7 separate regions of the Mus musculus genome follow, and all the other regions are linked to region 2. Evidence: chromatin loops called from intact Hi-C (ENCODE). Cell type or tissue: left cerebral cortex. All regions are shown on one strand. Region 1 has its middle 1.1 Mb from the start of Sorcs3. Region 2 holds the start of Sorcs3 (sortilin-related VPS10 domain containing receptor 3). Region 3 overlaps Cfap58 (cilia and flagella associated protein 58). Region 4 overlaps Sorcs3 (sortilin-related VPS10 domain containing receptor 3). Region 5 has its middle 950 kb from the start of Gm26629. Region 6 has its middle 700 kb from the start of Sorcs3. Region 7 overlaps Sorcs3 (sortilin-related VPS10 domain containing receptor 3).

What was found. Peaks named below come from ENCODE experiments on the same cell type or tissue, not always from the same donor. Only the 100,000 strongest peaks of a DNase experiment are listed, where the experiment ranks them.
Region 1: a loop joins it to region 2, with 4 times the contacts of the local background. A loop is called at or near these places in 4 of 42 quality-filtered maps.
Region 3: a loop joins it to region 2, with 5 times the contacts of the local background. A loop is called at or near these places in 6 of 42 quality-filtered maps.
Region 4: a loop joins it to region 2, with 7 times the contacts of the local background. A loop is called at or near these places in 4 of 42 quality-filtered maps.
Region 5: a loop joins it to region 2, with 2.8 times the contacts of the local background. A loop is called at or near these places in 3 of 42 quality-filtered maps.
Region 6: it touches region 2 in a loop (2.5-fold over the local background); 2 of 42 quality-filtered maps call a loop at or near these places.
Region 7: it touches region 2 in a loop (5-fold over the local background); 11 of 42 quality-filtered maps call a loop at or near these places.

Annotation. Positions count from the first base shown.
Region 1 is chr19:49,263,189-49,267,188 of GRCm38, reverse strand. No RefSeq gene overlaps it. Among named protein-coding and RNA genes, the nearest start is that of Sorcs3, 1.1 Mb to the right of the region's middle. In left cerebral cortex, a CTCF peak has its summit at 2,366 (motif pointing right); a DNase peak (open chromatin) is centred at 2,356.
Region 2 is chr19:48,202,467-48,206,466 of GRCm38, reverse strand. It overlaps Sorcs3 (sortilin-related VPS10 domain containing receptor 3), which reads right to left and starts at 442. Exons shown (of 27, transcript NM_025696.3): 1 at 1-442. The coding sequence starts at 287. In left cerebral cortex, CTCF peaks have their summits at 978 and 2,363; DNase peaks (open chromatin) are centred at 1,254, 1,748, 2,358, 2,691 and 2 more places; H3K4me3 peaks cover 2,370 bases; H3K27ac peaks cover 2,255 bases.
Region 3 is chr19:47,987,145-47,991,144 of GRCm38, reverse strand. Cfap58 (cilia and flagella associated protein 58) reads right to left here. Exons shown (of 18, transcript NM_001163267.1): 15 at 2,576-2,680. Among named protein-coding and RNA genes, the nearest start is that of Cfap58, 51 kb to the right of the region's middle. In left cerebral cortex, a CTCF peak has its summit at 2,482; DNase peaks (open chromatin) are centred at 1,036 and 2,475.
Region 4 is chr19:48,365,276-48,369,275 of GRCm38, reverse strand. All of the region lies in intron 1 of Sorcs3 (sortilin-related VPS10 domain containing receptor 3), which reads right to left. Among named protein-coding and RNA genes, the nearest start is that of Sorcs3, 160 kb to the right of the region's middle. In left cerebral cortex, no CTCF peak of the experiment used is centred here; DNase peaks (open chromatin) are centred at 1,017, 1,816 and 2,091; H3K27ac peaks cover 1,025 bases.
Region 5 is chr19:49,727,533-49,731,532 of GRCm38, reverse strand. No RefSeq gene overlaps it. Among named protein-coding and RNA genes, the nearest start is that of Gm26629, 950 kb to the left of the region's middle. In left cerebral cortex, no CTCF peak of the experiment used is centred here; a DNase peak (open chromatin) is centred at 2,345.
Region 6 is chr19:48,906,328-48,910,327 of GRCm38, reverse strand. No RefSeq gene overlaps it. Among named protein-coding and RNA genes, the nearest start is that of Sorcs3, 700 kb to the right of the region's middle. In left cerebral cortex, a CTCF peak has its summit at 2,416; DNase peaks (open chromatin) are centred at 1,910 and 2,612.
Region 7 is chr19:48,389,346-48,393,345 of GRCm38, reverse strand. The region is part of intron 1 of Sorcs3 (sortilin-related VPS10 domain containing receptor 3); the gene reads right to left. Among named protein-coding and RNA genes, the nearest start is that of Sorcs3, 190 kb to the right of the region's middle. In left cerebral cortex, a CTCF peak has its summit at 1,599 (motif pointing right); a DNase peak (open chromatin) is centred at 1,610.

The DNA.
Region 1 (4,000 bases), 1.1 Mb before region 2:
AGAAAGTTACAAAATATCTTACTTGGGTGCTGGGGACTGATCTCAGGTCCTCTGGATAAGCTTCAAGAGTCCTTAAGCACTGAGCCAACTCTCCAGCCCCCAATGAAATTTTTCTCTCTATAATACCACCTATTAATATTCTTCTAAGTAACATACTAAAGATCTACTCTCACAATACAATAGCTTGAAGAATGAAGACTATTTAAAGTGATATTAATGGATGTTTTGTGCACTGTATATTCAATGCTGATTTCTGTGCCAGCAGAGAACTGGCTGAAATTTGGGCTTTTGATGATGATGATGATGATGATGATGAAGAAGAAGTATTTCATGACTTAAAGTTCTGGTTCTGTAAACATTGTTCTCCATCACTCTGAGACCTCAGAGCCACAGTTGAGGACTAGTGCTAGTTAGACCACTGTAGGTTAAATAAAAGCTGAACAGACAAGAGATGGATAGGAGAGGAAAAGGCAAGACTTCTGGATCCAGACAAAGAGAAGGAGAGGGAAAGAGGGAGAGGGAGAGGGAAAGAGGGAGAGGGAGAGGGAAAGAGGGAGAAGGAAAGAGGGAGAGGGAAAGAGGGAGAAGGAAAGAGGGAGAGGGAGAGGGAGAGGGGGAGGGAGAGGGGGAGGGGGAGCAGTAGGGGGAGCAGGAGGAAGAGGGGGAGGGAAAGAGGGAGAGGGGGGAGGGGAGAGGGGGGAGGGGAGAGGGGGAGAGGGAGAGAGGGAGAGGGGAGGGGGAGAGAGGGAGAGGGAGAAAGAGAGGGAGGGAAAGAGGGAGTGGGTGGGAACAGGGGTCATCACTACTGTGGTGCAGATGAAGAAGATGATTCCAGGCAAGACTAACGGGGCAGATAATAGGCCACACAGCAGAGAATCTGCCCAGCTTCAGTGCCCAAATGTTATTATTACTTCAATAAGTCTCTGGGTCATTATTCAGAACTGGAATGGGCATAGAAAAGACAATGTCTACACACTTTGTTGTTGTTGTTGTTGTTGTTGTTGTTGTTGTTGTTGTTTTGAAGTAATTCATATAAGGTATGTTTCAAGTTGTTATCTGGATATGGAGGAATGGATGCAGGGTGGTGTCAGGGTTCTAGTTTAGTCAGAAGAAAGAGAGAGAAAACAAATGTGTGTCTACCATGTTGAAGACTTACTAACATCAGGGCATTATATAAAACATATATGACTTCCTTTGTTCTTACTAATTGCTCAGATAAGCTATGTGAAATTTAGAAACAGGGAAAATAACTTCTCCTGGAACATGATTTTATCAAGTGATTGAGATGAGGGTGTCCATTGTTGACTTATGTCTACAAAAAAGGGATGCAGATAAAATATAAGAACACTTGATCACCCAGTATCTATGATCTTTCCACATACACTGCCCACTGATCCCCATAGGAGGAATGAAATTATCAGATAAACATTCCATTCTCCTGATTCAAATGTTGTTCACCCCTTTGTCTCTGCCATGTTCATTACAGTAACCATCCAATGCCTTCCTGAAAGGTTGCCTTTGACAGGTAGCATGAAAATGAATGATACACGAAGCTCAGTTTCAAAGAATGGGAGGCAGGGAGATTCTTTGGCATTTTGGTATACTTAAAAACATGGTTCCCAACCTAAGAAAATCTCATCCAAAAAGAGTTTATATAAGAATGCCTCTGTGTTAACTGAGCATGTATTTAACAGTAGTCTCCAACATCTAAAATAATGTTTATGATTTGACTTCAGTGATGCCTGCTATGACCTCTCGCCCATGATACTGTAAGTAATTCCTTCCCCAAGACTTATAAGCAACCCCTCACCAACCCCCTCACCTATGTGTCTCAGAGTAATCTCTCCTCACTGCTCCTATAACAGAACACTCAACCATGCTACTGGAAGTAACTCCAATTCAACTCATTGGTTCTCCAAGAAATATTGGTTAAAATCATTTCTTTCACATGTCATCTTCTTTATCTGAGGTTAATAGGCTTACACCCAACAGCAAATGTGATTCTGCACATGGCATACATGGTCCAGACCTAACAGCTTAATAGTTCATTATTGAAGTTCTGGACCTACACAACCTCATTATCTAATGATAGATGCATTTATCTGTGGAGTGTATGTGTAAATAACAATATTTTTATTATAAACATGGTCTTAGATGCATCACCAAATCTTCAAAATAGGTAAAGGTGGTGAAACTCACTGAAAAATTGGATCCATAATGTGTAGATGCCTGAGCCAATGAAGCATCCTATAGATCAGAATGCACGTGGGGCTCTGAGCTAAAATAGCACATGATTAAGAGCTATCAAAGTATGAAAAATGTTTATGCTTAAATTAAACACAATAAATCTGGGAAAATACACCCAGCAGAGGGGGCTGTAGGCTTAAGAGTTCTATGTGCCACAATATGCAAATTGTATAAATCTTACAATTCCATTTATTGATATAAAACAAGTACTTATTATAGAAAAAGTATAAACTATAACTATGTATCAAGCATGTCTTTCTCTCCCTCCCCCCTCTATATGTGTGTGTGTGTGTGTGTGTGTGTTTGACAGTGTGTGTGTATGTGTGTACAATATATTCATCTACTATGTATAATTTACACTCATTAAACTATAATTAGACTTTGAATTAGAGCATTGATTTGAAGAGTAGAAGGAAGGATATTTAATTTCAAGAATAGATATGAAGCAAAAAATGGATGAAAAAATATAAAGCAAAACCACATGAAAATATGAAGAAATATTTGATCTACTTAATCCAAAAGCTTAAATGATTCTAAAATTTTATATGAAGCTCAAAATTATAGAATGAATGAATGAGTCGCCAAGGCTCTCACAGTAAGGATAAAGTTCACTCTGTACTTGGCTATGGACGTGGTAAAGCAGAAGCTAACATCCATATGGACTTCAAAAGTCTGGAGCTACTCAATGCTGTTTTTGTTTTTTGGTTTTTTTGGTTTTTTTTTCTCAAAATAACTAAAGCCAAAAACTAGTGATCAAGGCTTCAAATAAACCAGGAGGCAATGGAGACATAAGCATGAGGAGATTGCCAAGGGACTGAGAAGAGTTCCAAAAGAAAGCTTATTTGTAGTCAAGCAGATTGATTAGTTGTAACAAGCAACTTTTCTGATCTATATACAATGGAGTCATTAATCTCAGTTCTCCAAAGACATGAAAAACAAAGTGTTAAGTGCAGCTCTTAGAGAAGTCATTGACAGTTACACAATGAGGAGCTGTCCTTGCCTCTGTCAGGACAGCCCAGGAATCAGCAGCAGAGTCCACAAGGGTGGGGCTTGGAGACACAAGGGTGGGGCTTGGAGACAGGCCACCCTACAATAAAGAAACCTGAGACTCCAGAAGGGCGCAAGGAGACCTCAGAGCCACAGTTAAGGACTAGCTCTAGTGGGACTACTGTCAGGGCTCCTAAAGAGATTTGTGAGGTTTCAGCCATTTTCCACTGTAGGAAAGAATTTTAAAATTCTGCAATTTTTGGTGGTGAAACCTCCAAACACATTCCAATCATCCTAAGTACTATGATTTGCACTTTTAAAAAATAAAATAAAATAAAACAAACTCTTCTCCTGTCCACATCTAACCAAAACAAATCACACAAATTTTTATATATATATAATTATGTGAAATGGGTTCCTGGGTTGCCAGCTTTCTGCAAACTACTTTCCACAGGTGAAGTGCTTATTTCAAACTATTTTCATTTTTTTTATATAATAAAAAAACCAAATGAAAATTTTTGCAATGACCTTTTCATTTGCCTTTAAAAGATTTTCCTGATTTGGTCAATTGATAACATGAGTAGCTCAGTGTACAATTCAATGTCCCTGTTTTCTTTGGGATAATATCCACTCTGTTAATGTTCCAAAGATAACGTATTTTATTATGGCCTTTAAATAAATAGCCAGTATTTGACAATATAAATGTACATTCTCACAGGCCTTCAATCCCTTAAATCTATGCAGCAGAGGAACTTCACTTAAACAT
Region 2 (4,000 bases):
CCGCGGCTCGCCTGGGATAGTGGCTCTAGCCTGGACCGGCGTCTCGGTGCAGCGGCTCTCCGTGCAGATGCCAGCTCCTCAGGCCACCGGTTCTCCGCTGCCCGTGGCAAGAGAGGAGGCAACACTGGTGGTCGTGAAGCCGGGGACACCAGGCGCCCCGGACCTCCTGTCGCGCCCCAAGTGATCTCGGCGCCGGCCAGGACCCATGTTGACAAGAGCAGCAGCCCAGTCCGGGCGAGGGGTGCCCCGGGCCAGCCTGCGGGGCGCTCAGTGCCTGCCGCCTCCATCCCGCTGCGGCTACCACGGCTCGGGCTGCCGAGTGTGTGGCGCCCGCCGAGGTGCGGGTCCGATGGAGGGGGGGTGGGGGGTGCTGGAGGGATGCGCGCGCCGGCAAGCAAGCTAGCGAGTGTGTCAGGGGAATGAGGAGGGGGCGGCCGGGAAGGAGGTGGTTCGCCTGTCCCTTACACTCTTCCCCTCTGGATCGCTTGCTCCCAGGTCCAGAGGGTGATTCCAAAACCCAAAGGCAGTTTATTAAATGCTCTCTCGATGCTCTGGCCGGTTTGATGCTGTTGTTAAAATGCCCCCCCTCCCAATCTTTTCCACCGACCTCTTTTAAAAAATTTGTGAAAAGGAGTGTTCAGAGGGAATAGGGAAATCCTCTTAAAATGGGCAACGCTAGCTGGATCTTGGAGGAGGGGGGGGGGGGGCTCACAGCAGACCCTTATCCGGAGTCTTTCGGAAATCCAACCACCAGCCAGCCAGCTTCGGGCGCGGAGTTGGGAAGCCGCTCCTGGCTGCGTTTGGGGATTCACTCTTCGGTCTGTTCTTGGGAGCGGGAGACGGCGTGCGGGAAGTATAGGGTCTCCGGGAGGAGAAGGAGGAGTAAATTATCTCCACTGCCAACTGTTCTCGATCTGGAGACCAGGGCCAGGCGGGAGCTACCGCTCTGAAGCCAAGCGCGGGATGGACCCACGACTCTGCTCTGGGCTCCCCGCCCCCGGAGGCCTGCGCCCCCTCCCGGTGCGGGGGCGCGGGGAGTGCGTGCGTGCGCGTGCGTGCGCGCAGGCGAGAGAGGGAGAGAGGGAGACCAGGGTGTTCCAGGGCTGGAGGGAGGGCGCCTGGGGGGTCGGTACCTGGTTGAGCTGGGGGGGGGGGGTGTTGCTGGGTGTGCGGGGGCGCGCGGCTCCCTGCGTGCGCGTTTACACTGGCTTGTGTGAGTGAGAGCGGCGGGGCGGGGCGGGGCGGAGTGCGAGGTGCGCTCCGGCCGTGGGTGCTCGAGAATCACGCATAGGCTGTTTGCACATCCAGAAGCCTGTGAGTGGTCAGAGGCAATGTGGAGAACAAGGGTAGCACCCCTCTTCATGAGGCACGGTCCTCCAGCACCTGTGGGCGTCATCAGATTAAGCCGCCTGGAGGTCTGGAAAGCGAGCCTGAAAGCCGCCGGGCAAAGCAAAGGCTGATATTCTGGGGACCCTACACTAGATGTGGGAGGACAGTAGTAGATCCAGGTCCTGTTTTCCTGCCAGGGACTGCTAGGTCTTGCCCTTCTGACCCCCAGACGCGCTTTTGAGCAGGGCCACTTGTTTCAAAGTGTCTGCCACTATTTGGAAGGTCCCCTGCCCAAAGCAGCAAGCATTTATCAGGTCCCCTGTCCCCCGTGGCAGGAGGGTATGCGCGCCTGATGCGACTGGGACTCTTCCAGACCTCAGGAAGACAGAGACTTTGGTGAGGTGGAGAGAGGGGTGCTAAGCTTGAGGGCTGGCTGGAGACGTGGCTTACAACCTTTAGGACAGGTGGCCTCCAGGAAACACCGGAAAAGGATGGGGGAGGGGGGAGTGCCAAGGCTAAACGAGGAACATAGCCTCCAAGTTGTTCCTTCCCCTTAGGAATTAGAAGAGATTCTTTGTAGAAGGTGAAAGCTGGCGATGGAAGAGGAATTGTGGTTGGAGGTGTGAGCAAACAAAGAGGGGAAATGGAAGAGGGGAGGGGAGAGGATGATGCGAAAGAAGAGTAGGAACTCTGAGAACACCCTGGGAAAGATCAGGTGTGCTGCGATGCGAAGGAGCGGGGTTCTGGGCCTGAAGGATGCAAGCCAGGGATTCCCGGGAGCCCTCGCCTTTTGAACTTGCTTTCCCACCAAAGCTAAAATGAAAATTGGGAGCGGAGAAGATGGCTAGGCTGGACAAAGAAGACAAGGGTAATTCCCACCAAGAATGAAATGAACTTGGCATTCGTGGATTTTTTTCCAGACGCGGGTCAGCGCGTTGATGCAGGGGTGAAAAGTTGCAAAGCTACGGATCCAGGTGGGCGCTGGAGCCAGTGCTGGGAGAGAATAAGCTATCTGCTGGTGCCCAGCGCCCCTACCGGAGAAGGCGGGGAGCTGCAACCGCAACCTAGTGAGGTTTACCCCCCTGATCCGTTTCTAAGCAGGGTGCTAGGATTTAAGAGATCTGGTATGTCCGTTCACTTCTGGATACAAGGCTCTTACAGCCTCCCAAGTCTCCCCACAAGGGAGGAGCTGACCAATTTCCTCGCCGCCGCCTCTATGCGCACCCCCACCCCCACCCCCACTCCCCCGCGCGGGCACACACACACACACACACACACACACACACACACACACAAGGAAAGCAATCCGCGAACCTCTAAGTGAGTTTGCCTTTCTCATCAGGAACATCTACCCTTGTGATTCCCAAGAGAGATCTTCCAGGCTGACTCAGCAGCTAAAATGTTGAAGGCAGAGGTATATAGATGCTTTTCATAGGGGTGACAGTTTCTAACGTGACAAAGCCTCTCCCAATAGTTTTTCTCTTGTTCGCTAACATGTTAGGACACACCCCACCCTCCACCCCGAGACTACCTTTAATCGCATTCGATTAGCTTCTCCTGTCACTGATGATAAGTAAGTACGTTATAAAGAAAATATGTTTGTTTTGGCTCACAGTTCTAGAAACAGTGGAGATCAAAACTGGGCAGCCTCATATGCTGAGGTACCCATGCCTGTCACTGCATGAAGGATGCCATCACGGTTAGGAGTGCATGTGAGTGACACAGAAGAGGTCACCGGCTTCACGACAACCCATGATCTCAAGTATTAATCTAGTTCTTGCAAGATCTGGAACTCTCTCAAAGCTGTGTTCGTCATAAGGCTACTAGTCCCACTGCCCCAACTTTATTCTTGTAGGGAGCTAAGTCTTTCTACGAGAATTGACAGGAAGAACCACGTGGCACATGCATCAAGACCCACCAGCACCCTGGCACATCTCAGTAATGCAAACACATGCCATGAAACCTTAACGCTTAGACCTAACACTGGTCAGGTCCAACTAAAAAGGCTTCACCTGATCTCTCTTGTTCGCTCCCAGAATCAAACACAGTGGTGATTCTGACATGGAGCATCACTTGTCCAAGAGTTGAGGTAGCCGCCTATCATTTCCTGATCTTCAAGTTTTTCCTTCTTGGAGCCAGCCAGAACAATGCAGCAACAAGATATGAGCCTCGTGGGTAACTGTAGTGAAATTAATTTTACATTTTTACGCTGTCGAATTTGTCAAACACCTACATTTCCACTAATGACCAAAATCAAAATTGTTAAAATATTTTAACATGTTTTGTACCAAGTCTTCACAATAAAATATTTTACTCTTATAGACGATTTGGATGTAGGCTACCATATTTGAATGTTTAATTACCATAAGTAACTGGTGGCTACTCTTTTTTAAACACCATAGCTTCAGATACAACTTGTTAATTCATGTGGAAGATGATGTTATAAATTGATCCCCAAATTTTTCAGTGATCAATCATTATACACTCTTAGAATGGATTCAAAGTTGTGTGTACTGTCCCACCATCATGGCCCTTCTAACTGTGTCCCATAAGTCTACAATGTACCTTCTGCTATGGTTTTACTCGAGTTTTTTTGTCTGCCCCAAGTCCCATAGTATCTAACACCATATCCATTATCATGATAATCATGTCAGCATCTTCACCAAATCCT
Region 3 (4,000 bases), 220 kb after region 2:
TTCTAACCCCAGGGATCAGTTAATTCTACAAGATCGCTTATGCTCAAAGCCAGTATTGGATTCTAAAGAGTATATCTACTGCAGTCCTCAGTGAAAAGGAAAAGATCCGAAGGAACGTTTAACCCAGATATGCATGGAATCTGAAGCCCTTCAGAGTCCACTTTCATCCTCCTGAGAGGAGAAGTGGGGATCCTTCTGACTTCTTCTCCATGGAGGAGTAATTCTTAAAGAAGACAAGCTCTGCAACTAAATAGAAGCACCGTGCGTAGCAAGACCCGTGGGGAGCAACCCAAGTGTTACTTAAAACATACTTCATGGGCTCAGATGCTTGTATTAGAAAATGAAGGGGCTGTGGGTAGTTCAGTGACAGGATTCTTTTCTCAGATACGCACGGTTCAGTCCTCAACACCGAGAAAGAAAGGAGGTGAAACGAAAAGAGAGGAGAGAGAAGAAGAGAGAGAAGAAGAAGGGAGGGGAGGGGGGAGGGGAAGGGGGAGGGGAGGGGGAGGGGGAGGGGGGAGGGGGAGGGGGGAGGGGAAGGGGGAGGGGAGAGGAGGGGAGGGGGAGGGGAGGGGAGGGGGAGGGGAGGGGAGGGGAGAAGAACAGGAAAACCCAAAGCGTGAGAAGGAAAGAAATAACAAAGATAAATGCCTGGAGCTGGAGAGATTGCTCAGTAGTTAGAAACACCTACTGCTCTTGCAGAGGACCAAGGGTTGGTTCCCAGCTGCCACGTCAGGGGGCTAACAGCTGCCTGTAACTCCAGTTCTGGGGGATCAGAGCCTTCTGGTCCCCACAGGTTCCTGAACTCATGTGGTGCACATAAATACACACAGGTACACACGTATACACATTTTCTTAGTTATGGCACCAAATACAATATAGGACAAACTCTCTAAAAAATACAAAATAAATGATTTTTTAAAAACTGAGTTTTGATACAACATAAGGTTTGATTCTCTTTATATTTTACAAAGTGGCACCAGTACCAAAATAGCACCAGTGACAAGAGAGTGAGGCCAACCCACACTTATGGGTTCTGCGAGCTCGAGTCCCAGGCCTTCGCTCCCAGCTGCCTGGCCTTGGGATGGCGCACTATAATGACATTTTAAAATCACATTTCACACTCGGGTGAGTCCCTAGTGCCTGTGCTCTAACTGGCTACCTTTGCAAGACCCACCAGGTTAGGTAAGTCCCCTTAATGAGGAGTGACAATGCTATCTCTGCTTTATAGAAAGAGAAACCAATGTTTGAAAAAAAAAAAAAAAGTCTGTGATTCTCCCCCAACTATTGAACCATCAACTATTGATGACGAGTGCTTCCTCACTCCAAAACCTGCCTTCCTGCCATCCTGCTCATCTCTGAGAGAGGAGGAAAATGCAATGCCTACTACAGGCGGGGATGTCTGCGTTGCTCTGTGGTACACTGTCCAGCCATCATTAGGGAAAACATGTCTAAGGTCAAACACAGAGTAGAAGAGGGGGGGTAAGGCTCCTCTTGCACATGAGTGGAAGTTCCTACCCCCACTAATGGTCACCCAATAGTTAATGTGGCAGGCTGTGGAATAGATACGTCCTGTGGACTGAGTGAAATGCTGAGGTCTTTCAATGCCTCCAACCATGAATTTTCATGCGTTCCATTGTTGTCTTTAACGTAGACTGAGAACCTCAGGTGCAGAGAACTCAGAATCAAATAGCTGCAAGCCAGCCGAAGCAGAAAGCCAATTCAGGCCACCTGGTGCCAGCCTGGCCTCCTTCTTGAATTCCCAGGCCCCAGCTACAGCAGTGACTGATTAAATGGCGGGATTTGCTTCCCAGAGTTCTCAAAGCTAGCATGGGGAGATGATAGCTCAGTGGGTAAGATCTCTTCCCACCCAAGTGTGAGGACCTAGGTTTGACTCCTCGGTACCCATGTAAAACCCAGGCAAGGCTATGCATGCCTGCAACCCGGCACTGGGAGGGTTAAAGTGAGCTGATACTGGGGGCTTATAGGCCAGCTGGTCTAGTCAGAGAGGCTCGATTAAGATTTACTGAGAAAACCTGCTTGTGGAGACTATGATGGGTGCCTATAAGATGCCCAGCATCCGCCTCTAGCCTTCCCATGACTGTGCCCTCGTGTGCCCATACCTCATCTCAGTGCCTACCCACCCCCACATCCTCAAACACGTCTCTCCATTTCGCTCCCACAGATCCTCCCGTGGACAGATCATGAGTGCACTATACGAAAGCTGTTTTCAAGATTGAAATCACAGCACTTCACAGCACATGAAGATAGGGAGAAAAGCAGTTAAAATAATTTGACAAATAGAACCGTAGGAAAAGTGAGGGGAAGAAAAAAAAAAAAAGTTCACGTTACCCGACTGCGGTAAGTCTAGCCTTGAACTTAATTTCCTGGGATTCTTGAAATATCGGTGATCGCAGAGTAAAAGAACAATTCGTTAGGCTGTTTGTTCTCCGTGTGTGAGTCGCTGTTGCCATCTACAGTTTAAGACGGGGCTTGCAACACTACAAGTCACCAATTCTAAGGCTCCTGGAGACCGCCATGCTTGCCCGGGGAGCCCAGGCCCAGAGACTGTTACCTGAAGAAGCAGCTCTTTTTCCACCACCTCTTCCGTCTTGCTGATGAGTCGCTTCTGCAGGGTGTGGATTTTCTGGATCAGCTCGAAGGTGCTAGGGTCGCTGGCCTGTCCCAGGAGAACAGCGGGAAGATAGCATCAGTTTCAAAGCACCATGGTCCGTGTGCAAATAATGATTCTTTGATTCAAATGCCTTTCCCGCATGAAGACCTAGTACATAGAGAATTAAATCCAAAGAGAAGAGGCATAGCAAACGACACAGCCACAAAGCTCCCCAGGGCAGACCACTGTCTCCCACAGTCGTCACCGCAGCTCTGATTCACTGATGGAAAGTGAGCGTGTTTGTTCCATCAGAAAGAACGGTCCTAGTCATCATGCAACCATGCGTGATGCTTGGTGCTTTCCGTGTGATATCACATTTTACATCACATGACAGCAGTGAGACCACGTCAGCCTTCCCCTTTTACAGACAGGAGAACCCGGGAGCCGAGAAGCCAATTGCAATGGCTGGGGAGAGTCTAAGCTGGATTGGAGATGTGCCCTGCTGCCAAGGCTGTGGTTTTCATTATGGTTCTCTGGGCTTTCCCTCCCATCTCCAGTTTCCATAGGAATAGCTTCCTGAATCCACTCAGCCTTGGAATGCCCCTCTAGTCATTGTCAACCGGAAGGTTCAACACAGCATACCACGGGGAAGGGTTCCACGGTGGGGCATCTGCGAACAGGAGGTAGGAGAGCAGGGCTATGGTGGTTAGCAATGAAATGGAACCACCAACCTGAATAGCTCTAATGTTCCTTCAGTAGCTGTGTGCACTCTACTCAGAGAAGAGCTACGGGTGTAAGTGGATCGTTTGTCCTCCGGACTTGGAGCCAAAGCTTTGCTTTCAGCCACATTGACACTTTGAGTTAATCTAGCAACTGGATACTTTCAACTACCTCCTTCATTTAAAAAAAAAAATAGAAATCGACAAGGAGTTGGAAATTTCCAAGATCTACGTGCTAGCATATGGGATAAAGTCATGTGATGGAAAGCAGGTGCAAGACTTTCACTCCACCTCCCAGGTAGATGCACGTTAGCACCAGGTTAGGAAGCTGTACCACTCTGGGCACAGAAGAGGAACAAAGAGGCTATTTCCATGGCTCCAACTCTGCTTACACAGCACCAGCTGATGCCCGTATAGCTGGGCAGGATTTGGCACGAATTCACTTGGCAGCCCTGGGTGTTGTTAAAATTCAGGCCTTGTGTTTACACAACTTTAAATGCATTATCTTTAATAGTTTCTTCATTAAAAGTAAATAAAAATGAAATCCTATTTGGGTGGTTTTCCACTTTTACCCTGAACTTTCTTGTGCTATAGACTTATATATCTCAGCGTTGTAATTGGTCAGTTACCCAGTCTCTTTCTGATACCCATGATGCTATGTACAACT
Region 4 (4,000 bases), 160 kb before region 2:
CCACTTGCCTGAGACATTTTTATTCCTCCCAAGGTACTACCATTCTATAAATATTTACTGAATAAATAAATGAGTAGCGGAATGAACCAATACTTGCTGGGAAATGTTTCCACCACGCCAGGCACGGGAAAATTTCGGAGTCCAAAACAATACAAAAGACAAGGTTATAAGTGTCGCGTCTCCTCTCTGCAAAAGCAATTTCTCAATATCAGAAATCTCTAGGAAATGTTTTCAGCCTCTGGCGTGAAGCTTTCAGTGCTGTGGTGAATCCAGAGGAAATAATCAGATAATCATGACGATGTCGTGAAGCCCAGGAAGGTCACAGGGCATTGCCCGCAGCAGCAAACTCTCAGGAATGACACAAACGGCCACAATAGAAGAGTGAGTGACACCAAGATGCTCCAATATCAGGACATTAAAATTAGGCTTTTGTATATATACATGATATTGAGTATAATGCATAATTGTGTAATATGAAGTTAACTGTAAAGACAACTTATAAAACAATATGCTAACAAGGGTTTAGAATACATATTTTATATATATATATTGAATAATGAAACGCATATTTAAAATGTGTGTGTGTGTGTGTGTGTGTATGTGGTGTTTGTGTAAGTATTAACCTAAGTTTACAAATCAGACTACATGCAAGTTGGTACCCTGGTCAGTGGATGCTAGGTCATTTCTTTTCCTTCACTGTTTCCAGATTTTCAATTTCCTTCACTAGGTATTCCCACTTCTATAATGACAAAAAAAAAAGTTATAAAAATAGAGTTGAAAGCCCTTTATTTCTGCTAAAAAAAAAAAAAAAAAAAAAAAAAAAAAAAAAAAAAACTCCTAACCTTTATTTCATCTCTAGATGATTCAGTGGTGGCTAAATTTTCATGCTGGGGATGTGGCATATGGCTCCGCTTAAAGGAGAACGTGCTTGCTGTCGGAAGCATGTTCAGAAATACTCCATCCCACTGGAGGGTGACACATGCCAGGCAGAGCTCCAGGAAGCAGCCCCTGCCCCGGGGGCTGAGGCTTCCTCCTGTTACATCAGGAGAACGAACGTCAACGTCAAATAAAGGATGATGGGCAGGGTCTCTGGCTCAGAGTGATCAGTCTTCACTGCTAAAAGGCTACACGATTTCCCCTAACCTCAAACAGGGGGAGGGATGTGTCATTCATGTCTGCGTCCCTAGCAACTCATCTCTCTGTGAACGGCATGAGCAGCCTTCTCGTCGTTGCATAAGAGAAAAATCTAGAAACTCTCCCCGAGCTTTCTTTGTTTTACCCCTAGAGCTCCGGTTTGCCAACTACCTTACTGATTTCTCTGACTTCATCACCAAGTTGGCTTTAATGTTCATTGGCTTCTATCTTCACTGTTCCTTTTGGCTCCTATAAAGCGCTATTGTCTCTTCCATGTTATATGTGCACTAGGTATGCATCTAATGTATACACCACTAGCACACCTTTTTACACCCCCCCCTTCTCCATTTTACTGTTTGCGAGATAATTTGAAAGCATATCTCCACATTCCGATCCCCTACAGCAGTTCACAGTACATAGAGTACATGGTAAGTAAATATTTGGTGGGTGAATAAATAAATAGAGGGCGGGGCCATCATTAGGTCCTCTGCACGCTCACAGAAGCAGGGATACATCCTAGATAAGGAAGAAAGAGCTTCCTCAGTTTCCAAAGCTCTCTTGGTGCAAAATCTACTAGTACTCACTGGGGAAAAAAAATGCCATCACTTCCCCTCCCAGACTCCATCCCAGTCCAAAGCCAGGTGCCTGTCTTCCTGCCAGGAGCGTCCACAGCTAGCTGCAAATATTCCACTCAGTTTTCCCAGCCCATAACCTTAGCTATAGTGTTTACTACTGTGAACACCATCAGATACATTTAAATATGCTGTAAAGGTCAGACAATTGAAGCATTCCCCTTTTTTAGAATCCATTTCACATCGTGGCAGAGCTGAGGCTCCCGGCACCCTCTCAAGCTCGGCTCTGAAGGTAAATTATGAAGCTTTTTTTCTCTGCTGTAAGGACAACTTCATCATGTATCGTATTCTATGGGATAATGGCTGTAAACCCATCTGTTACAGGCGCGAGCAGCAAGTGCTGAAAGCCACAGTTGAATCTTAACTTCGGAGCCATCACCCTCAATTTCAAAAAAAAAAAAAAATCAGCTGTTAAAAGCAGCCTCACGTTTCAAAAAGTTAGGAGAAAATGATCAGGGGAAGGCATCTAGCCAGCAAATGCAGAAGCCCAGCGACCAAGCTGAGAATATCTGAAAGTGGAACGTGCGGCTTTAAAGCCCCTACTCCATTCTACTTCCGCCAGTCTTCCCTGGTGAGGAACATTTCCCCATTGCCCTGATGTACTGGTTGCTGATTCTTTTGAACGCAATGGTTCGTATGTTTCTTGAAGAAAGTGATGAAATGAAGGAACTTCGCTCCTAAGTAAACACACTACAGACGTCACATAAAAATCTTCCACTTAACATTGGCGGTGGGGAACATTGCAGACCACCAACACATCTCCAAGAACAAAGACACACACACACACACACACACACACACACACACACACACCCCAAAGACCTGTTTTATATTGTCCTTTGACTGAGAGTCTTAACCTAGTCACTTGGAACTATGTGGTCTTCGGACATGCATTGAGTCTCTCTGTGCTGCTGTTAGCTAGGATGGAAACTAAAGGTTTCTAACAAAAATAGTTAGACAGTGGCAACTATGTATTTATCTAAAACTTTTACAGCATCTTTCTCAACACTGCGCACTGTTCTTTTTGGGTTCTACAATGTAGGTTTGAGTGATCTATGGGGATGAAAATAGGATCTCAGAGACAGAGTTGGGAAATAAATAAGACTGAGATTTACCCAAAGAAGAAGAGAATTGGAAAGCAAAGAAAGAAAAGAGTGTATGGACAGCGAACAGAGAACCTGAACGCAAGAGGGGAGGAAAGCCCTGTGCACAGTTAGAGTAGTAGGCCTGAAGAAGTGAATGCACACAGTGTAGCTGTTAATTATACTGTCCCCTTTCTTCCCCCTGATCTCAAATCCCACCCTGCAGAAGAAAGTCATAGTGACAGGCATCCATCCTAAAGTTTTCATAGACTCTGCTGTGCATGCTCAGCTGCTCCATTTTGCCCTACTATCTCCCAAGGGAAACCTTGACTCCCATCTCCAACTCCAACTCTGTAAGGCAGACTCTATCCAGCTCTATTTACAAGGCCCTCCACATTCTTCAAGCCCTTCTAAGCAGCATGGGAAATTTTTGAGATTTCCTGACTATTCTTAGCGCTTTCTCACATTGGATGCCCTATGGTCTCCCTTTCCAAATAAACCAAGCCATGAAATATGGCTCCTCCTTCACGAAATTATGCCTAATCCTTCAGCCGGGATTGTTCTGTGTTCTCGGGGCAGGATGTTCCCATCTCTCCTAGGACATCCTACCAGTGCTTTGTGCATAGGTCACTTAACCCTATCAAGGCAGGCAGCAGAAGCATGGGCCACGACTCACATGTTTGACTCAGCATCCTGCTACTCACTAGATGAGACCAGGTCCTTGGAAACTCAGTTTGCTTTAGAGAGGACTTAGAGCAACACTAGGCTTGATCTCTTCCACTTGTCTCCTGGCAACCATACTGTCATGAATGAATGAGAGACACCCTCGGGTATCTGGAGATGGTTCTTTTTCAAGTCTTTAGATACCTCATACACAAACAAACCCATCTCCAATCTTCTCAAGAGAAATCAAGTCAGTCTGTCCTATTCATAGAATTTCTATCCACTCCAGTTTCCTGAACAGTCTCCACTCTCTAAACATCATCACCCCACCTGCATTGGCTCTGTTGACTTCAGAAGATAGAGCATCATCTTTAATAGGATATGCAGTAAGGATCCCTCTTCTATGACACAGCTCAGCAGACAGAAATGACAAAACGTGAAGGCTCATTGCTAACGAGGCAACAGTGGATAGCTCACTTCATTAAGGCC
Region 5 (4,000 bases), 1.5 Mb before region 2:
ATATACTGCCACCCCAACCATATATTATAATAGTTATTATTCCAAATGTTATAGGTCATTAAATAGCCTTGAGAAAGGAAAGAGGTATGAATTTATAGCTTGCCACATTATCAGTCCTTCTTCTTTTTCTTATCTTCCTTTGTTCTTATGGGTTCAAATTACACATATTTTATTTTCATACTTCAGCACAGCTTTCCCACCAGCTCTCAACTATGTGCTGTTATTGTGAAGTATATTAATATCAAGTTTCTGAGTTTCATATGCTGAAGGTAAATAATGCAATTTTATACATATTGTATTACATAATTACTTTTTAATCAAGAGGAGAAATGGAATGAATGTGTATTAATATTACCTTATAATTACCTAATTACCTTTACCAGTGCTCACAATTTTTCAAATAAATTGAAGCCAATGTCTGGATCCCTTGATTTCAACCCAAAGAAATTACTTTAGTATTTCTTGCAAGATTGGCCTGGTAGCAATGAATTCTCATTATTTGTCACATGAGACTACATTCATTGCACCTTTCAGTTTGCATGAATAGTTACTATGTACAATATTCTTGGTTGGTATAATCTCTATTTACAAAATTTTTTACTCTATCACATATCAGTTTAAATAACATCACCAGTTTATGATTTTTTCTGAGTTGTACTTCTTATATATCAGCATGCATTGTGCAGGAATCATATTTTGAATTTGAAATTTTGCTGTTCAGAAAGAACAACCATTATAAAAGGTGATTGTCACATTACATACACGGAGCAGTGGCAGTGATCCCCAGCTCTTTGCCTCATGGCCATGAGAGTAAACATCCCAAATATGCATGGACTTGTTGCTAAGCTACAGGGTTTGCCAGGTGATGTGAATTAAGTGCATTTTAAACTTAGAGTATTTTCCATTTACTCTCAGTTCATCAGAACTCCATTTAATCATAAATCAAGGAATATCTACAGATTATTGAGTTTCCTTGATTAATTTTATAAATCAGTGGTTGAACTTTTCACTCCTAAATTTCCATCTGGGTCTAATTGAATTTAATCTCTATCTCTTTACAATTATTTTTTTCTGTTTGATGAAATATTGTCACCATGGCTTCTTTTTATAGATTTAAGTCAAGTTCTTGTTAGCTAGCTAAATGTCTCTCTATAATGAATGCTTTGAACTTTTATTCACTCTCAAATCTGACATGTGATGTCTCTCATAGGCAGATTTTTTTTTTGTCTCCTTATTAGTCTTGTATGTAAGGGACAAATTCCTGATTTTTATTCCTCATTCGTCCTAAGTTTTCATCCAAGTCAGCACTGCAGGTAAAGTATTGTAGAAATCCATCCTTTTTACCCTTTGAAACCTGTGCCTTATGAGTTGATTTGATGTCTTGTCTGAACTCATTGAGGAAACGTGTTCTCCCTAGTGTGAGGCTGCTGATAGTATGCCTCAGGATGTGTAGCTCAAGCTTTCAGGATTGTCTGCTTCTGTTGCTACATCCAACTGTTAGTAGCTATTAATTGGAACACTATTATTTTATTTTTCTTTAAATAGAACCCTGAAAAATAATGTGTCATATATGGTCCTCCCCTCCCCTCCCCTCCTCTCTCCACTCCCCTCCCCTCTCCCCTTCCCTCTCCCATCCACTCCACTCCCCTCCCCCCTCCCGTCCCCTCCCCTCCCGTCCCCTCCCGTCCAGTCCCCTCCCCTCCCCTCCCCTCCCCTCCCCTCCCCTCCCCTCCCCTCCCCTCCTCTCCTCTCCTCTCCTCTCCTCTCCTCTCCTCTCCTCTCCTCTCCTCTTTTCCTTTTTGTATTGGAAGTCAGATCAGCAGCTGTCTTCTATCATCAGGAACTCTTCCTCTTGAACTATGAGCCAACATAAATTCTTCCATATGTCTCTTTTGGTCATGGAGAGTAATTAATGTATGCAAGAAGTATCATAATTACATGGAGGGTTGCTTTATAAATTAATTATTGATCCCTCCCCATAATCTGTTTTTTTTTAAACCTCATCTTTAGAATGTTTTCTGAGACTGATAATAGTCTCACTTGAATACTTCAGTTGGAAACTTGCTACTAGATTTTATATCTCCGTCCTGAAGTTCAGGCTACATTTTCAAATTTATCTTTTAGATAACAAGGTTTTGTTCTTGAACTATGTCTGGTTTACCATTATCATTGTCTGTGTTTTAAGTTTCAATTTCTACAAATTTTAGAAATTGAATTTCTGTTAAATCTGCCATTTGTCTTTGACTTGTGTGGTTTTTATCTTTGGATCCTTGCTTACATTATTTTAGCACACTTCTATTTTAATTCCTCTTTCAGAACACCCAAGCACATCAAGCTCTTGGATGGCAAATTTTTCCATGTGGTTTAGCATGATCACCAGTGGGCTCACTTCCCTGTGTGTTTTGTCATTGTTCCTCTTTTTTTTTTTATCTTTGTATAAAATTATCCTTGGAAAAAGTATTTGTCCATAGGAGTTTTGTATGTTCTGCGTTAGAATGACTTCTTTATAATAATGGAATCTGGATTATTATATTTGCTAAGAGCTTCAACTTCAGCTTATTTCAATAAGACCTTACCACATAATTCATACACAAAATGCAACTTGATGTAAGTGTACAGAATTTATTGTTCATATGAATTATTATAATTTTATGCTCCCTTTCCTGGAAAAATAGCAAATGAAAAGTTTACTAGACCTCTTTTTACTGAATAGAGGGTATATGTGTGTACATGGTACATATGTTTGTGTGTGTAACTGTGTGTGCATGAGTGTATATGAATCTATATCGTTATATGTATACATATGTGCATATATGTGCATGCCTTTGTGTGTGGATGAGTATATCTTTTATTATTTACTTACTATGGGAAGTCATGTTTTTAAAGCCAAAGTACCACATAAATCATGCTAAACTGCATTGCTAGAGTACTTTCTTATTGGATTGCTGACCCTTCTCAGAATTCTCTGGTTTTGTTGTCTTGAGATTTTCTTGCTATTGTCTTTTAAATAGGGAATTAATTAACACTAAAGTTACACTTATTAATTTTGTGTATGAAATATTAGGAAGTATGTATAATCTAAGGATACTAACTCATGAAAATATGTGTGACAGGAAAATGAAATCACAAAATGGTTAAGAACATAACATTAATCAATATATAAACTTATGGTATGTTTGTGTATTATATTTGCATATAAAATATATATACATATAATAGATTTACATGTGTATGATACATATGCACACATATAGGATTACATAATTAGATGGTATTGTTACTATTTCAGAAATAAATGCCCTGTACTTGAACTCTATGTATTTTAGTTATATTAACTCTTCTCTATTTACTTGTATTTTTATTAGAAATATAATCAACTCCAAATTTTTCTCTTTCCTGAAGGCCAAACAAGAATTGACTTGTGTATTAATTTTAAGGTACAATGGGATTGACATACAATTATCTGAGAAGTTCGGGCTCTGGTGCCAATATGATGGACAGTTTCCCATTTCTCCAACAACACTTTGTACACTGGCAATTGGTACCCATGCTGCTTTATTTAATGATATATTTTGGCATAAGGTAGGTATTCAATAAATCACTGTTGTAAAATTACATGATCCTATTTTGTTAACCCTAAACCAAGGACTTGGCTGTGGTTTCTAGAATCAGCAGATAACTTACCTTCCACATATCTGTGTATAGGAAAATTCTTAGCCCTTGAATCTTTCCTCCTAACCGAAACCCAGATGTTAAAATCTACTTCCTCTAGGAATTAGAGGGATCTCACTCTGTAGGACTGTGGTTATCTGTGAAATTTACCACCACTAAAACATTTATTTACTGAGATTTATATGCATTATAGTTCAGCAAATGACTTGCACATTAAAATTAATAAATATCCCATTGTTTAAGTGTCAAGTAGTTAGATAATTGTTTTAACAAACCCATAAAAAGGTGAATTTTATGCACAGAGATTGATTAATTTGCTAATTACTGA
Region 6 (4,000 bases), 700 kb before region 2:
ATTAAATTTAAACAAGTGAAGCAATGCTTCAAGATTCTGAAGGAAGACTTGTGGATGAAATAGACCATCGTATCTGGTGACATCACCAATCAAGTATTATCACAAATAAAGTTGTTAGAAGTTCAAAGCTTCATGATCCCCTCCCATACATAACCCTGAGGAACTCTCTTCAGTGTGTTTTTCTTTTTTAAATGGATATAAAGCAAGAAAAGAAAAAAATACTTCTTTCAGGAAGCGCAGAGAAATGCAAAGAAGTAAACAAAAGTACCCATAGGTCATGTTTGAACTTCAGAGTTCTACAAGGCCATAGGAGAGATACAGGGTGAGGGGACTAGACAGCCTCTTCAAAGGAAAAGGCAAATTATCTAAGCTTCTAGAAAAAAAATTGTGTTCTAAAGGATTCTGCATTTATTTTTGTTCAGTTTAGATGGAAGGTGAAAACTAAGTAAACTTTTATATAAAGGCCATTAACTCAAAAGTGGTGCCTCCAAGAAGCATCACCATAATACTCTTCTCTAGAATGATGCCTGAGTCGTCACTGAATGTCACCATACATATGAACACAAATCGCTCTATTCATGTACAAAAGCATGCGCCAGTGTATAAACTCCAACCAAAATTGTATTACAATGGTAAGATAATTATAATCCTGCAAGTGTGGAAAGGACAGAAGTAGGCAGGAAGAACTGAGGTACAATGCAAAAGTGGTACGTCATTCCTCATCACTCTATGGTGCAGAGCAATCACCATAAACTCACAGCCTCAAATAGGAGCTTTCATTCTGTTCCCTCTTCCTTAATGGTCCCTGAGCCTTAGGGTGGGAAAATATATTATGTACATAAATATGTGTGCGTGTGTGTACACCTATAAATGCACATTTATATATACAAGCAAACACACATTCTATGCCTGAATATAGACTCTGTGGCTAAACAGTTACACTCACTTTTTCTCAACATGTTGAACTGTTCTGAGCCTCTGGATTATTCATTACAGACTCAAATAAGCAGCGTCTCTAATGAAGGTTTGAAGTAGCACAAATCTATGAATGTAACTGGTCCATTCTTAATTTTTGCTTTCATTGTTTCTCCCAGTAATGAAAAGTTTGAGATGCCAAAAAATAGATTTCCCTCACTTCTCCCCAAAATCATTCAATGATAAATTCTTGATTCCAGAAAGTGTTTACAAAAATTACCCAACCAAAACTGGAATTCTTTAGTGACTTATTTTCACCATCACCCTGTAGAGACATATTTCCTATGGGGGTCCCTAGCTACAAGGAAAAATTAGAAATTGTACAACTAAAGTACAGCTTGTAGGCTTTGCTTGGGATGGTTTATTAGGTAAAGGTGCTTTGTGTTAAATCTGAATTTCATCCTTTGGATCCATAAAGACAAAGGAGAGAACTGATTCCCACAACTTGCCATCTGATATACACATGCCATGCCATGGCAGACACACACACACACACACACACACACACACACACACACACACACACAGACCTGTGCATGTACATGCACAGACAGAGTAAAATAAAAATCACTTAAAGCATTGTAGTCTGGGCTCAGCCAGACTTCAGTGCTAGCAATATGGTCTATGTGCTAGGTAGGTACTATGTTCCCTAACCCAAGCATAGGATAATATTTTCATGGGATTTCTATTTTGATTTTATATTAGTGTTCTGTAAGAAAGGATTTAAACTGATGCAAAAATAGAACAGTTTGTATCTACCATTCAATTCTATCTCTCTACCCTTGCCTATTGATTCTTAAGTTAATCACTTTAAATCTTTGTTACTTCATCCTAGAGCTTAAATTATTCTAATTGCACCCATGCAGTGTAGCCATGACTGCTGGGAAGGAACAGTCACACAGAACTGAGGACAGTGCCAGGAACATCTGTTCCCACTCCAAGCAAATGCACATTGTTATGTTCATGTCACCTCTGTCCTCAGTGAAATTATCTGGTGTGAATAAAGAATACTAATAAGTGTGTAGAGGAGATGTTTATTGCCAGGTCTATTCAAAGCATGTAGTATGTAGTAGGTACTTAGTAAATATTTTGAACATATGGGTAATGCTTCATTTACTATATTCTTTAACTACCAGGTTGAATGTTAGTTCATTTTAAAATGCTAGTATTTTAAAAGTGAAAACATTCAAATCCATGAATGTGTTTTGGTTTATTAATAGTCGCTGTGATTTTTTTTAAGTTGACTTTATTTTTAAAATGGATCCCTTTCTTTGCAGTTGATTCATTGTTTTAATATTCTCGACCATTGGGATGTTTAGATTAGTGACTTATCAATAAATGTTTTTATTAAAAATATATTATTGTTCAAACCAAAAATAAATCACACTGAATGCATGCTACATTCTTTGGTGATGATGAAATTCAAAGAAAGATTTTTTCCTGGGTCTCACCAGTAGGTGGAATATTTTCACACACATCTACCGACTAAAGTGTCACTTGTTTCTAAATAAATTCTCAGTTTACATTTTGAAAAGAATATGCCCATCTATCATTCTTCTGAGACTTGTGTAGGAAGATGCAAAAGTCAGCAAGATCCACCCCTGGCAGCCATGATTTAGAACATATTGCAACAATCAAATTTGACATTGTTAACAATCTATCTGGCTCAACCTTAATTCTGATATACTGACAAGCGAAAATCCAACGGTGCATAAACACGGCAGCAGACTAATGCTTCAAATGCTCGAGGAAGCCTCTTTCCTGAGCATTTCAGCTTCACTCTGCAGCCCAGCTCCCTGGCAGAATAATCTCTTTCCCAGGCTTTCAGCTTTGCTTCCTTATTATGGTGCAAGACCAAATCAGGAGTTAAAAGGATTAAAATTGATCAATGTGTCTGTGTATTTGTACATATCTAAGCTTACACTTTTCTTCTGTCAAAACATTTCTAGTAAAAAAAAATCTCAGTGATGTAGATCATATTAAATTATGAATTATGTTTCAAATGCTACTTTTGATTTATAGATACAAAATTACATCCAAATTAATCTTCCACCATGTCTCTTGAAGTTTTCTGCATAGTAGAATAAACTATTGAGTGCAAAAGTACTGACAGTGGGAGTGAACTTCATTCCTTTTTTTGTTCTTTTTTCTTTTTCTTTTCTTTTTTTTTTTTTGGTTATTTTGTTTATTTACATTTCAAATGTTATCCCCCTTCCTGGTTTCCCCTCCAAAACATCCCCCATTCCACCCCTCTCCCCTGCCTTCACAAGGGTGCTCCCCTACCCACCCTACCACCCTATCATTCCCCTACACTGGGGCATCTAGCCTTCACAGGATTCAGAGCTTCCCCTCCCATTGATGTTAGACAAGGCCAACCTCTGCTACATATGCATGGAGCTGTGGGTCCCTCCATGTGTACTCTTTGATTGGTGGTTTAGTCCCTGAGAGCTCTGTGGGTCTAACTGGTTGATATTGTTGTTCTTCCTATGGGCTTGCAAACCCCTTCAGCTCCTTCAGTCCTTCCCCTAACTCCTCCACTGGGGTCCCCTTGCTCAGTCCGATGTTTGGCTGCAAGAATCTGACAGAGCCTCTCAGGAGATATCCATATCAGGCTCCTGTCAGCAAGCACTTTTCAGCATCAGCAAGTGTTGGGGTTTGGTGACTGCAAAAGTACTGATAGTGAGGGTGAACTTGATTCCCATTAAATTATTGAGTAGAAAATGATCACTCGTCCTTTCAGAAGAATCCTTCCAAGCTAGGTCTAATGGTCTGTTAACTTCAAGACTAAAATGGATAACCAAGGACTGATCCAGGGTGAACAGGTTCATCAAGGAGCTGGTGAGAGATGCTAAGTCTTAGGTTGTTTGCTGGACACAGTTTCTGAATCTGATCCAACCTATTATTTTTCAATCTTTAATATCTTTGCATAAACTAATGGCTCTTATCAAAATGTGCAGTCTAATTCAGTTGTCTAGATATGTGGCCTCAGACTCTGGACTTCTAACAATCTGTCTAGGATTCCATG
Region 7 (4,000 bases), 190 kb before region 2:
ATCTACTGTCTTCATTTTCATGTCTGCTGATGCTCCCAGAGGCTCACGCAAGCCGCAGACAACACAACACCAGTAACAAATGTCACTGTCATTCTCCTTTCTCTCCATCATTCATCCATTCCTGTCTTCTGCTAGATCTGGCATGAGATAAAGTGACTAAAACAGCAACAGTTTCTACTGTCATTCAATTGAGAGCCCGCTTCACCGACCACCTTCCAGGATCATCTATACTGGAACTACGGAGCCAGCCCAGACCCTAGGCAAGGTTGCCAAAGAATTTTGAAGTGAGGGGCTTCCTAGCCTGTTCATACACCATACCCTGTATGAGACAAAATTCCCAGGCTCAGAAACTGTAGCCTCTTTGCATCTAAGAATCCTCTTAACTTTTCCCATGTTTAAATTCACTGTATCCCATTGTCCCATGCTTACTCTAGGGGAAGGGGCTTAAGGCTCTACCTAGAGTCTGACGGCCATGTTGGAGATGTCATCTGACGGACAGAGCAATGAATAGTGATACACCTTTTACTGGTGGAAGACAATCCGGATGCCAGAGTTGCTAAACACCTTTGTAAAATGCCCATTGCACCAGAGCCCAGTGGAAACACAGAAGACTGCAGGTCTGACTCATTGCCTTTACCTGGCCACTCTAGTCAGCTCAGCTCAGAAAGGCAGGCGGGAAGCCCCAGGGGATTCCTGTCCTCTGAAAGGATAATGCATAATCTGCAAATTCATAAATCACTGAGACACCCTCGCCTGTGAGCCCAGTCAGTGGAGTGAGAACATTTAATGCCTGTAAAATTTTACTCAGAAGGAAAATTACTTTAGTTCATTAAACCTTCCTGAAAGCTTGATTCCTTTAAATTCCTGTCCTCTTCTTCCCCTCCCTCCCATTCTCTTTCCTTTCTTCCTTCCTTTTATCTTTCCTCTATTCCTTTCTTTCTTCCTTCATGTCTTTCTATGTCTTCCCTTCCTTCTCAATTAAATGGGATAACTGCACCCCTTTAAAGAGCGCATCAGGATTCTGTATGCTTTCACACAGAATGTGCTGATCCATCCAGGTAATGAACATTTTCATCTCTTTACATTTCTTTGTATTTGGAGCCTTTTAACTAAAGGAACTATTGGCTCAGAACAAGAATGAGGTGCTCAGAAGTGAACAGACAGGACAGGCAGGGGCAGTGTCATGAATCTGTAATGATGAGTTACTCAGAAGGCTAAGATGGAGGATCACAAATTCAGGGTCAGCTTGGGCTTCTAGTGAGTACAGCACAACCTGGACAGATTAGTGAGGTCCTATCTTACAATAAAGAATTTTAAAGGGGTGACAAGGTCCACTGCTCATTGGAAGAACATTTCAAAAGCCCTTAATTCAGTTTATAATACCACAGGGGAATAGGGTGTAGTGTAAACTATACCACCCTGCCCTTGCCCCAACAAGAGAGTTCTTCTCTCCTTGCTAATTAGAACAGGGACCTGCTGGTTTTCTTTACCAAGAGCAATTAGCCATGGAATGCAAATGAGATGCTGAACATAAACTTCTTCAGGAATGCTTGCAAGCATGTACTTTAAGTCTCAGCATAACTGTATCTCAGCATCTCCTCCCACAAGGGGGAGCCTCAACCTCCAGGGAATAGAAACAAATCTTTATCCAGATCCCAAACTGACTTCACTGTACAAGATTGTCTTGGTTCTCACTTCAAGTGCAGAATGAAATAAATGGTGATGTTGCCTACCGTGAGTTTGGAATCTAGTCAGGAGGATAGATAACTAATTACCACAAAGAGATTGCAATGTCATCACTACAAAGATGATGTGTGACATTTTGAAAAACTGTGAGGCCCTCTGCCTAGTTCATTCAGGTGGTAACAATTGCTGGAACTTAATAGAAAACCTCCATGTGATGCTTGGATCATTCTTCATCATATACACTGCAAAAGGAACGCTGAGATTTCTGAAATGCACCACAGTCCACTGGCACCCCCATTTCTAGGCTACATCATTTGTCAGTCCTTCATTAACCCACTCCATATGGGATTCAGCAAAGAAGAAATTGAGGCATCTTCTTTGCCCTCAGGAAGTTTATATTCTAACTGAGAAGATAAGTAAGCAGCAAATGACAGCAGTCAGAAAGTAAAGACTACCAAGAAAGAGGAAGGATCGTGCAAGCAAGGCACACGACACTGGTGACATACGGAATGGTCCTGAAGGCACAAAGCAGCAAAAGCAAATAGAAGTCCAGACAAGAGTTTGATAGCAAACTGGCATTTTCTTAAACTTCTCAATGAGGTAAGAGATGATGCTACTGATGTGTATCCCTGATGATAAACACTACAGACAGATAAATAAGTCAGTGCAAAGGTCCTGAGGCAGGAGGCTGCTCGGAAGATTCAAGGATGATTACAGAAGCTGGGGAGGTGCAAGGAATAGTCCTATGGGATGAGTTCAACAAAGGAACAGGAGGTCGAGTTCTCATTGAACCTACGGAACCACTACAAGGACTTTAGTTCTTACTCTAAGTCAAACCAGAAGATACTAGAAATATAAAGTGGAGATTTAAATTCTAATGTGATGTTCTAGCTGCTGTGCAAAAAGACAGTGGGGGAAACAAAGGTGAATTTGGAGCCAAGCGTAACCACCCAGGTGGAACACGATGTGGGCTGAGCCTTAGAAACGGCACGGAGGGAAGGGAACGAACGAGGAGAGGCTGGGTCAGAATATACTTGAGGACAAAGCCAAAAAATCTTCACTGAGAACTGGATTAACAAGGTATAATTAAGAGAGTTTAGCCAAAGAAAACATCAGCATCTGAGCTTGAGACACTGGAAGCAGGGAACTGCTGTGTAAGATGAGGACCCTAGGAGACTTGGAAGGAAAGATCAGGTTAGCATTGAGCAGTACCTTCGAGATGCTCTAGAGATGCTGCAAAGAAAAAAAAAAAAGAAAAAAAAGAAAAAAAATCACACATTAAGCTGGATGTCTGAGTTTAGAGCTCAGTGTGGCCAGGCTGGCCTGAAAACATCACTTGGAGATGTCAGGGATCATCAGACAGTGTTAAGAAAGATGAGATCAGACTCAGGCATGGATATTGACAATATGAGGCTTCAAAGTTGAAATAATTCAGCAAGATAACCACTCTTGACTGAACTCTCAAATTGGCCCAGGGTGTCTGCATCTTAGGGGAACACAACGGTGTTTACTGTAAGAAGACTCTTAGAAACCAGGTACACAGATGCCTTTTTGCTGAAGCCACGTTGTATGTGTCTGTGACCCCTCTGACTGTCTGGAGGGAGCTGTAAGAAACAGTCATTGGGATGCAGACAGAAAAGGCTTTGCCTCAGCTGATGTACCTCTTCACCAAAAGGGAAGATTATACAACTGCTGAACTCCAACTTGCCAACCCAAGAACCAACTGAGCCCAACTTCCATGTAGCACCCAATGACAGGCTGTCTACAGATCATGCCTCCTAAACCAGAGAGGCAGCAACAGCTCATGGGAACTGCTTTCCCTCCTACGTCAACTGTAGCAGAACTGAAACTTTTCATCCCCAATGCTCTTCCCACTGTCATGGTGCCCCACATAGCATGGCTTCCAACAAGGAGCTCATGGCACCACAGAGGAGTCTGTGGAGTTTGCTGGCAATACCTAGACCTGACCACTAGAAGGCCTGATGCCAAGGTTTGAAGGTTTCTGAAGACACAGTGGCAACACAGCCAGGAGCCCAAACCTGCATGAGATTATGATGTTAATCCTCTTAGAGGTTTGAAAATCAAGAGTCAAGAACAGGGTTACTGATCTCATCATTAGCACTACTAGCCATCATACAATATTTTCTTCATGCCCCCCCCAAACTCTAAGCTTTGTTGGTAGAAGACATCACCATGAGACAAAGCATCTATTGCATCATACTGGAGATTGCAGTCTTTATCCATCTGTCTCATCTCCCGCTACTCAGAGGCAAAGAAGAGGTTACCGACTAGCCGGGTGATCTGTTCCTGTTAC